Linked DNA regions of Homo sapiens: region 1 is linked to region 2. Evidence: read pairs that join two places in POLR2A ChIA-PET (ENCODE). Cell type or tissue: endothelial cell of umbilical vein. All regions are shown on one strand. Each heading gives the region's core, and the rest is flanking DNA. Links, peaks and the distances in the headings are about the cores only.

Evidence for each region. Peaks named below come from ENCODE experiments on the same cell type or tissue, not always from the same donor. Only the 100,000 strongest peaks of a DNase experiment are listed, where the experiment ranks them.
Region 1: POLR2A ChIA-PET joins it to region 2 with 5 read pairs; 7 of 35 experiments call an interaction of 5 or more read pairs at or near these places.

What each region holds. Positions count from the first base shown.
Region 1 is chr1:100,957,623-100,963,012 of GRCh38, forward strand. It overlaps SLC30A7 (solute carrier family 30 member 7), which reads left to right. Exons shown (of 11, transcript NM_133496.5): 9 at 4,206-4,296. Among named protein-coding and RNA genes, the nearest start is that of SLC30A7, 64 kb to the left of the region's middle. In endothelial cell of umbilical vein, for the core only: no CTCF peak of the experiment used is centred there; a DNase peak (open chromatin) is centred at 2,219; H3K27ac peaks cover 1,724 bases.
Region 2 is chr1:101,010,487-101,015,876 of GRCh38, forward strand. It overlaps DPH5 (diphthamide biosynthesis 5), which reads right to left. Exons shown (of 8, transcript NM_015958.3): 4 at 3,224-3,332. Among named protein-coding and RNA genes, the nearest start is that of DPH5, 13 kb to the right of the region's middle. In endothelial cell of umbilical vein, for the core only: no CTCF peak of the experiment used is centred there; no DNase peak of the experiment used is centred there.

The DNA of each region.
Region 1 (5,390 bases), core at 226-5,225, 53 kb before region 2:
TCCATGAGTGTAATTTTCACGTCAGATATCTAAACATTGTTAATAGTTCCCTAGATTGAGATTGGAGAAGAAATTATTAAAATAACTAAACTTACGAGGTAGGTAGGAAAAAAACCTTTTTTCTAATTCTCAAACATAATTCAAGGAGAACAATTTTTGTGCCCATTTTCTGAGTACAGTTAGGAAAAGATAAAAATTTTAAGTTTAATATATGAAAACATTCTGTGATGGATTCTTTTTTTTTCCTGAGAAATGAGGATGGAGAGAGTAAAGAAAAATGATGGTTGAATTGTACCTAATTAATATGCCATCATTTTTTTCTTTGCCTTTTTTGTAAACACAGGAAGTCTTCAGCTATTTAATAGCAACACAGTAGGTAGAAACAGATCCCACTCTTTAGTTTAGATGAATGAATAACCAATATTCTTCACTGTCAAAATCCTTAAGTCCATTTGCAGTTGTTTTCTACTCATTTTTTTTCTCTTTCTCCAACCTGGCTTTTACTGTTCCTGAAATGTTACAGTGGATGGCCTCAAACAATATTTGCGTTGTTGTTGTTTTCTTTTTTTTTTGAGATGGAGTCTCGCTCTGTCACCCAGGCTGGAGTGCAGTGGCCCTATCTCGGCTCACTGCAAGCTCCACCTCCCGGGTTCACGCCATTCTCCTGCCTCAGCCTCCTGAGTAGCTGGGACCACAGGCGCCGGCCATCACGCCCAGCTAATTTTTTATATTTTTAGTGGAGACGGGATTTCACCGTGTTAGCCAGGATGGTCTCGATCCCCTGACCTCATGATCCACCCGCCTTGGCCTCCCAAAGTGCTGGGATTACAGGCGTGAGCCACCGCACCCGGCCAGTATTTGCATTGTTTAATCTAATGGCCTTTTTCTGTTTCTGTTTTTCTTCATTGAGGCATTTACTGTTGCTGGAAATGTTTCCCCTTTTTCCAGATGTTTTACTTACTGTGACTTTACTTTCTTTACTTTACTTTCTTTTCTTAACTGCTAATGATTCCATATATTATTTAAGATTTAGTATTGATCCCTAGCCTTAGATATACTTTTAAAATTTATGAATTAATTATGTTTAACAGATTCAGCTACAAATTCTGTTCCATAAACATTTATTTGCCAAACACCATCTGAGATGCTGGGTTTACAAACATAAATAAGATAATTCCTACCTTAAAGCAGCTTTCTGGTTAGAGGGAGGGGGAAACACAATCTGGTAATTATCACGCAATGTAGTAATAGTATAGGTAGCACAGATTTTTTTCATAGGAACACAGAGAAGACACTTCATACAGTGTAGAAGACAGTTTGGGATCAGGAAATATACCCTAAAAGAGGTGACACTTGAAATTTTAAAGAAGGAGTGTAAGACTATAGGGCAGCTTAGGGACATTCTAAGCAGAAGTTATAGTTTGAGCAAAACCATGAAAGTAATAAACAGCATAAGGTAAAGTACAAGTATGTTATATTTGGAGAGTTTAAAATATGAAGCAAGGATTAATAGGAGGTGAAGGTAGAGGGGCCAGATCCAAAAATATACTGTGTTAAAGAGCCAGCACTTAATTCCCTAGGCAGTGGGGAGCTTTTGACACATTTCTTAGTGGTAAAGGGATAGGGTCACATACCTATTTTATGTAGATTAGTCTAACGTCTCTATAAAATATGGTTGTATTAGTTATCTGTGGATACATAATGAAGTACCCAAAAACCTAGTAGCTAAAATAATACACATTATTATCTTATACGTTCTGTGGTTTAGGAACCTGGGCATAGCTAACTATGTTGCCTGGCTCAGGATCTCTCACAAGGCAGTAATCAAGGTAGCAGCCGGGGCTGCAGTTATTCCAAGGTTCATTTGGGGGAGAATCTACTTCTGAGCTCACTCAAGTGGTTACTGACAGGATTATGTTCCTTTTGGGCTGTTGAACTGAGGGTCTGTCTAGTATTTCTCAAGAAGTATCCTTCAATTTCTTGCCACATGTTCCTCACTATAGCACAGCTCACAACACAGCAGCTATGAGAGAGCAAGTGAAAGCAAACGAGGAGGGTATACAAGACAGAGGCCAGAGTCTTTTTACTTAATCTTGGCAGTGATGTCTCATCACTTTGTCATACTCTGTTCATTAGCAGCAAGTCACTAAGTCCTGAAACTTTACATAGGGCATGAATACTACATAGGGCAGGGTCATTGGGAGCCATCACTGAAGCTGCCTGTTACGTGGACTTGAGGAAATAAGACTAGAGCTGAAGGGACCACTTAGGAAGCTATTATAATAATCCACGTAAAAGATACGGATATTATTGTGGACATGCATAGTACAATGAAGGGGAAGGAACTGAGTCAAGAAATATTTAGGATATTAAATCACGAGAACTTGGTGATTTAAGGGAGAAAAAGGAATTAAGGGTGACATCTAATTTTTCTTGGTTCTTAAATCACTATTGACTAAATAATATTTTTACTTGAATGTGACTGAAACTCCTGTCCACATTTAGCTTTCTATCCTCATCACTGCCATCTTCTCCATATTTTTTAGTAATCTGTTTGTCCTTAACATTGCTCTCACTGTGTCTTTCATTAGATCCAGTTAGACACCAGTTATTTCTATTTGCTTAATTTTCCTATTTGTCTTTGTTCCTATGGTTACCCTCCTTGTCCAAATTCTTATCACTATGCACTTAAAGTATGAAAACAGTCTCCTCATTTCTTTCCTGTGCCCTGTGCCCTTCTTCAGGGCAGAGTCTGAAACATTTGATTATCTTTCTGTCATTCGTTTAACCAACAATTGGGCCCACTTTATGACCAGCACTTTGCTAGACCTTGAGAATATAATAGTGAGCCAGATAAGCATTGTCTCTATTCTTTTGGGTCTTTCTTGGTACCTCTCTTTCCTTTCCATCTGTCAAAATAACACCAGTCCTGAAAGTATACTTGCTTCTACTCTTCTTATGAGCTCTTCCTTGAAAGATGGATGTTCTTTTTATCTTCTTCACCTACAGCTATTATCTGAAGTTTTACTTTGAAAATTTTGAAATTCTGTAAGTTTAAAAGTGAGCACTGATTTAAGCTATTAAGTGTAGTGAAGCTATTTCTGACCTCCCCTCTCAATCTACTTCAAGCAGTAGAACAGTACATTACCAGTCTGAATCATTGGAATCACATGGAGAGCTTTTTGGACATTCCCTCAAAGATTCTGATTCAATATATCAGAAGTGAAAACAAAATAAAACTCTAAGGTGAATTGGATATGTGCTAGATTAGAAAGGCATTGCATTAGAGTCACCCTCACCATTCTACTATTAATTGTTTTGTGTGTTTTTTTTTTTTTTTTTTTTTTTTAGACGGAGAGTCTCGCTCTGTCACCCAGGCTAGAGTGCAGTGGTGCGATCTCGGCTCACTGCAAGCTCCGCCTCCCAGGTTCATGCCATTCTCCTGCCTCAGCCTCCCCAGTAGCTGGGACTACAGGCGCCCGCCACCATGCCCGGCTGATTTTTTTTTTTTTGTATTTTTAGTGGAGACGGGGTTTCACCGTGTTAGCCAGGATGGTCTCGATATCCTGACCTTGTGATCCACCCGCCTTGGCTTCCCAAAGTGCTGGGATTACAGGCATGAGCCACCGCGCCCGGCCTGTTTTGTGTACATTTAATCATCCAAATAGCCTAAAGCAGTAGTTTCAAATACTAATTGAGGACTAGTTACATCAACACATGCAGACTTTTGGGCACCATCCCTAGAGGAGCTGAGTTCATTTCACTGCATCTGTGGTTATCGCCAGGCTTCTATATTTTTTAAGTAATGAAATATGACTGATATTGGACAAATAGGCTGATGTATTCATTTTTTTGTATTTTCCTTATCAGTGCTACTATGATTACTTTGGAAGGTTCTGACCACGTGGAGTCATATTTTAACTAACAGTTGAAAATGTGCTGGGTTTAGATGATATGATATTATTTCAGTTTTATAGCTTTACTCTTTCATACATTAATACATTTTCTCTAGCTCTTTTATTTTTACTTCAGATAATTTACTGATCACGTGGAAAATCTAAAACAATGACTGGTTGATTGTTTTTTCTCATATTATTCCCGTAAGTCCTATTATATTCTACCGTAGGGAGGCATATTATTACTTTCTTGCTGGATGGGATTAGCAGAATGTGACTTTAATAAATTGTTGTCTTCCTTTTCCTTAGTGTTATTCCTCTTTTAAGAGAATCTGTTGGAATATTAATGCAGAGAACTCCTCCCCTATTAGAAAATAGTCTGCCTCAGTGCTATCAGAGGGTGAGTTTCAAATACTCCAAACCATTGGATTTTATGCTGTTTTCAATCTCTTGATTTTCAGCTTTCACAAATATGGGTAACATGTGTGTATAATTGACTGTTTCTTCCAAGATTGAATGCTGACCATGAAATGTCATTTATACAAACCAGAATAAAATTGTCGGAAAATATTGAACTTTACTAAAGAAAATGTGGTAGAAATTGTTCTGATCTAGAAATTGAGCAGTTTTTAAAAATATAGAATATCTATAGCAGAGATATTCATTCAACATAGAGTTTTTGAGCTCCCACTCTACCAGATACTCTTCTAAAGTACTGGGGAGGTGATGGTAAACAAGACAGACAGTGCCTCTGTTTCATGGGACTTACAGTCCAGTGGGGAAATACAGTAACTAAACAGTAAGTAGATAAATAAGAAAATATCAATGAGAATATAGTAGAAATAAAACAAAGTGATGTGATAGTCATGGATGGCTACCTTAGATTCACTAAGGAAGTTATATTCAAGGAAATTGAAACCTTGAAGACAAGAAAGAGCTAGCCATATGAAAATACTGGAGAAGAATGTTCCAGGCAAGGGAAATTGCTAATGTAAAAGTGCTATGGCTGGATTTAATTTGTGTTTGAAGAACAGAATAAAAAAGGCCATTGTGGCTGGAGCATATTAAATAAAGGGAAGAATGGCTTGAAAGCCTGGAGAGAATGGCAGGAGCAAGATCACTTAGGGTTTTGGGTCATAGATTTAGATTTAATTCTAACTCAGTGGGAAGCATTGGAAAGCTTTTAGGCAATAGAAGTGTCATAAATCCTATGTTTTTAAGAGATTATTGTGTTTTCTATGAAGAGAACATATTCTAGCGAGGATGAAAGCAAAGAAAACCAGTTATGAAGTTATTGTCCTCTAAATGAAAAACAATGGTGGTTTAGATTACAGTTGTAACGGTGAAGATAAATATTCTTCTTCACATTTGGGATATGTTTTTGGGAGTGGATTATATTAGCAGAGGGGAGAGAAAGTGTTGGCTTATTACTTGGTAGATGGTAATGCCACTTACTGAGACTGAGGCCTTGTTGGTACAGGTTTGAGGATGGAA
Region 2 (5,390 bases), core at 291-5,290:
TTGATTCTGAACTCTGCATGTTGTTTCTTTAGAAAATAACAAAAACAACAGAATAGTTCAAAGGGGGTTGATAAATTGATAGCTGAAAAGTCTGTCTATTTCTAGGTTAGAAATTTCATACTGCTACTCTTTAATCTACTCTGTTCAATAACTTGATGGCTGTTTTTGAACTCATGGAAAGCTCTTTCATGGAGATGACAGAATGCCTTTTCACAGTGGTTCTTATCTCCCTTTTAAAAAATTGAGCAAGAGAGCATGGCAAGATAACCTCTCAACATCCTACATTTAACAAGTGTATACTGGGAATTAAAAACCTACTCTTCCAATCCTGCCATGCCAAAAAAAAGACAACACAGTTCTTTCACTTTCTAAGTTTTTAATTTGTCTAGGTTGGTAATTCTCAAAGTATGGTACCTGTAGCAATAGCTTCAGTATCACCTGAGACTTTGTTACAAATACAAATTCTCAGACCCCATCCCAGATCTACTATATCAGAAAGTCTGAATATGAAGCCCAGCAACCTGTCTTACAAGCCCTCTAGGTGATTCTAATAAATACTAAGTCTGAGAACCACAGATTTAGGTTATTTTTTCTTCCATAAGCGCTAGTCCAAAAAGTAAAGAGAAAAAGGCCAGCTATTATAAGGAAGAAGACTTTGTCAAAGTACTTGCATTATGCAGGATATCTATACATTTATTTTAAAATTTAAGTGTGTCATGCATATGATTTTTAATGCTTTTTATGTTAAAAAACTGTACAAAAATGAATCAACAATTACCTCTTCTGATATGAATAATTTCAGTGGTATAAGAAGTATATCTTCATAGAAATGTGATCACTATATAAGACAGAACCTTAAAAGGCACCTCCTGTTTTTCACACAAATAGCCATTTCATATCCAGATTAGATAATAAAACTAAGCTGGGGGGAAAATGGTGTGTGGCTGTTTAGAGAAATCCCATACACAATTGTGAGAAAGTTTTTTGAAAAATAATATATGTGGATATGACTGTAGGTGCTTACATAAAGACTGCTAATTCTCACCGTAAATTCCCACTCAAATACCTTCACCCAATTTAGACACGAGAACAATTACACTTTACCTGTCTATCAGTGTGGAGGATCAGAAGGACAGGGTCACCCAGGTTTAGTTTTAACCAGTCTATAAAACAGATTTATATGGGATGTGTTCTATTTTTATGCTTAATAAAGAAGCAAAAAAATTAATTAAAAATAGCTTAATTTAGAGCAAAATATGGAGAAAGGGCTAGTTAACTTTCTTTACAAGACACAAAATTATATGAAATATGGTAAAAATGTATGTCCTATTAGCTTAAGGTTTACATATCTTTATTTATCAAATGATAATTTCTCTCCTTTTTTTCTTTCTTCTAGCAATTATCAATTCTTTTTTTTTTTTTTTTTTTTTGAGATGGAGTTTTCACTCTTGTCACCCAGGCTGGAGTGCAATGGCGCGATCTCAGCTCACTGCAACCTCCGCCTTGTGGATTAGGGTGATTCTCCTGCCTCAGCCTCCCCAGTAGCTGGGATTACAGGTCCCTGCCACCACGCCCAGCTAATTCTTGTATTTTTAGTAGAGACGGGGTTTCACCATGTTGGCCAGGCTGTTCTTGAATTTCTGACTTCAGGTGATCCACCTGCCTCGGCCTCCCAAAGTGCTGGGATTACAGGCGTGAGCTACCACGCCCAGCCATCCGTCATCAGTTCTTAAAAGGCAGCATTGTCACAAGCTTGTCCAGTCTGCCTTATTTTGTTGTTGTTTTTCTGTTTTGTTTTGTTTTAGGCTTTTAGCAGCCTGAAGCCATGGTTTTTAGTTTCTGTCTCTAGTGATAAGCAGAAAAGAGGGATGAGGAAGGGGCTTTACTGGCCGAACCAGCAACAGAAACTAAGAACCCATGACTGTACTCTCTCCCTTGGACACCCCCAGAAGGGAAGAATACTGGACTAGGGATCAAGAGTTTTAGCTCCATCTACCTACCTGAATGACCTTGGGAACATATTTTGGCATCATTTTCTCCATCCCTATAGCATTCTTTGTAGTGCTAACATTTTATAGTTCTATGAACAGCATTTGACTTACTCCAACACAGAAATGTTCAGAAGGGTTTCAAAATGGGAAAAAAAGACTTGAATGGGCAAGGTTTTTTAAAAAGTATGCATTTTGGACAAAAAAGATAGCAAAATTCCATGCTAATTTAAACATAACAACTAAGAGCAAGTGGTGAATACTGTCAGGTCAGGTCAATCATTTATACTTTTTCTCTAGTTCTTCATAAACACAGGCAACATTTTGACATAAAAAGCCAGTATTAGTCAATTAAATTGAACTATTCTCTCCAAGTCATACAGAAAATATAGTCCTCTAAAGCTACAGACATAGCATTGGTGCCTGATGCTAATGTATCTTCTTGAAAATATCTATTTTTAAATTATGTGTTTCAGGAAGACACACTGGGAAATACTTATTTCACAGCTTCTAAGATGCATGTTGTTTTCCTATTATGATATATCTGAAAATAGGAATGTGTCTTAACAATTGATGATGTCTTAAAACCACTGTTAGCCAAGCAGCAGTCATAGTTGTCATGGATTATCCATGTGTGAACATCAGAATACAAACACCAAGCTTGGAAAATGATAGTAGCTAAGATATAAATGATAAAGATATAAATGATAGTAGCTAAGAAGTAAATCTTGGAAACAATTGTGGGGCACTCTAACCCCTCAGAACCAAGACTGTTGGACACAAAAATAACTAACTTTACACATCAATAACTGCAAACCTGGTTTAAAAGCCCATATCACTGGCTTTTAGCTTTTATACTGATTCTATTAAGAAATGCAGCATCACAATGCTCTTGACAGCACACAAAACAATACTATATGAAAAATCATGGGCCTCGACAATGCTGAGTATGTCATTTGGATTAGTTTATATTTTCCTTTTTATGTAAGTACAAGTTGGATTTAAGGTTAAAATCATTTTCTAGCTAAATCTAAACATTCGATTCCAATAAGGGGGAAAACCTAGCATAAAAAAATTAGTGTTAAAAAATTCAGTCTATGTATATACTAAGCAGCCTAGTATCAAATAGTAGTATGTTTTATGATTCATAAAATACAATTAAATGTATTTTCAATTTGTGGAAAAATAAAACATTTTTATTTAATTCCACTGAAAAACCTCCTTTGTTGCATTACCTGTAAACCACAGCAGCCTACAGCATTCATTATGGAGGCATTGTGAATAACTCTATAAGGAATTCCCAGCTTTGTTGCTCTTAGAACAAGATCACTGTGTGTTGTGGCCCTGTAGTGAGAAAAGATTAGATTGGATTAAAGCAAACAACACTTTTAAGACAGTAAAGCTATATTTCCTGAGTTCATGTCAATTAAAGAGGCAGGAGCACTGCCTTTCTTCAAATTCTTCCACACACCTGCATAAGGCTTTCATCTGAGCTTTTTAGCAAGAAAATGCAAGACTAAACATGCCCTTCAAAATGCTGAGTTGCTACTGTAACACTCCTAAAGCAGCCTTGGCAGCTACTTAAGAAAGGGACCTTTACTTGCCCACTGTCCTGTAAATACGTGAAAAAGACATCTATGAAATATAAGCTCAGCAACTTAACTCTTGAGCAGCAATTCTTAAGCTCTTTGGTCTCAGAGCCCTTTTAAATTCTTAAAATTACTGCTCTAAAATTCTAAATTAGGGCATAACTAGAATCACTGCTCTATTTTGAAGACTTTGTCTTTGTATTTAAAATATAAGGCAGAATATACACGTATACCATGAAGATATTGCAAGTTTGGGTCAAGATAACCACAATAATGTGAATATCAAAATATAGCCAGCCACATTAATTTTTTTGGTTTCTTAGTGCATATAAAAGTTATGTTTATACTATACTGTAGTCTGTTAAGTGTGTAACAGCATTATGTCGAGAAAATGTGCATACCTTAGTTTAAAAACACTTTATTGCTACAAAATGCCAACAATCATCTGAGCCTTCAGTGAGTTTAATCTTTTTGCTAGTGGATGGTCTTGGCTCCATGTTGATGGCTGCTAACTGATCAGGGTGGTGGTTGCTAAAGATGGGGGTGGCTGTGGCAATTTCTTAAAATAAAACAATGAAATTTGCTGCATTGATTGACTTTTCCTTTCATGAAAGATTTCTCTGTAGCATGCAACATTGTGTGATACCATTTTACCCACAGTGGAACCTCTTTCAAAACTGGAGCCAATCTTCTCAAACCCTGCTAGTAATCTATCAACTAAGTTTATATGATATTCTAAATCCTTTGTTGTCATCTCAACAATGTTCACAGCATCTTCATCAAGAATAGATTTCATCTCATGAAACCACTTTCTTTGCCTGTCCATAAGAAGCAACTCTTCATCTGTTCAAGTTTTATCCTAAGATTGAAGTAATTCCTTCATATCTTCAGGCTCCACTTCTAATTCTAGTTCTCTTGGTATTTCTACCATATCTACAGTTACTTCCTGCAGTGAAGTCTTGAAGCCCTCAAAGTCATTCAGGAGGGTTGGAATCGACCCCTCCCAAACTCCCATTAATGTGGGTATTTTCACCTCTTCTCATGAATCATGAATATTTTAAATGACATCTAGAATGGTGAATCCTTTCCAGAAGGTTTTCAATTTACTTTGCCCAGACTCATCAGAGAAATCACTATCTAGGGCAGCTACAGCCTCACAAAATATATTTCTTAGATAGAAAGACTTGAAAGTCAAAATTACTCCTTGATCCATGGGCTGTAGAATAGGTGTTGGGTTAGCAGGCATAAAAACAATAGTAATCTTCTTGTACACTGCCTGAGCTCTTGGGTGACCAAGTGCATTGTCAATGGCAATAATGTTTTGAAAGAAATCTATGTTTTTGAGCAGCAGGTCTCAAGGGTGGGTTTAAAATATTCAGTGAACCATGCTGTAAACAGATGTGCTGTCATTCAGCTTTTCTTGTTCCACTTACAGCGCACAGGGAGAATAGATTTAGCATAATTCTTACAGGACCTAGGATTTTCATAAGGCTATATATATGAGCACTGGCTTCAATCTAGAGTCACCAGCTGCATTAGCCCTACCAAGAGTTAGCCAGTCCTTTTAAGTCCGGCATTCACTTCTCCTCTCTAGCAATTAAAGTCCTACAAGGCATCCTCTTCCAATAGAAGGCTGTTTCATCCACACTGAAAATCTACTGTGTAGTGATTCATCAGTTACCTTAGCTAGACCTTCTGGATAACTTGTTTCCACAGCTCATACATTTATGTTATAGAGACAACTTTTTTCCTTAAACCTCATGAACCAACCTCGGCTAGCTTGGAACAATTTTTCTGCAGCTTCCTCACCCCT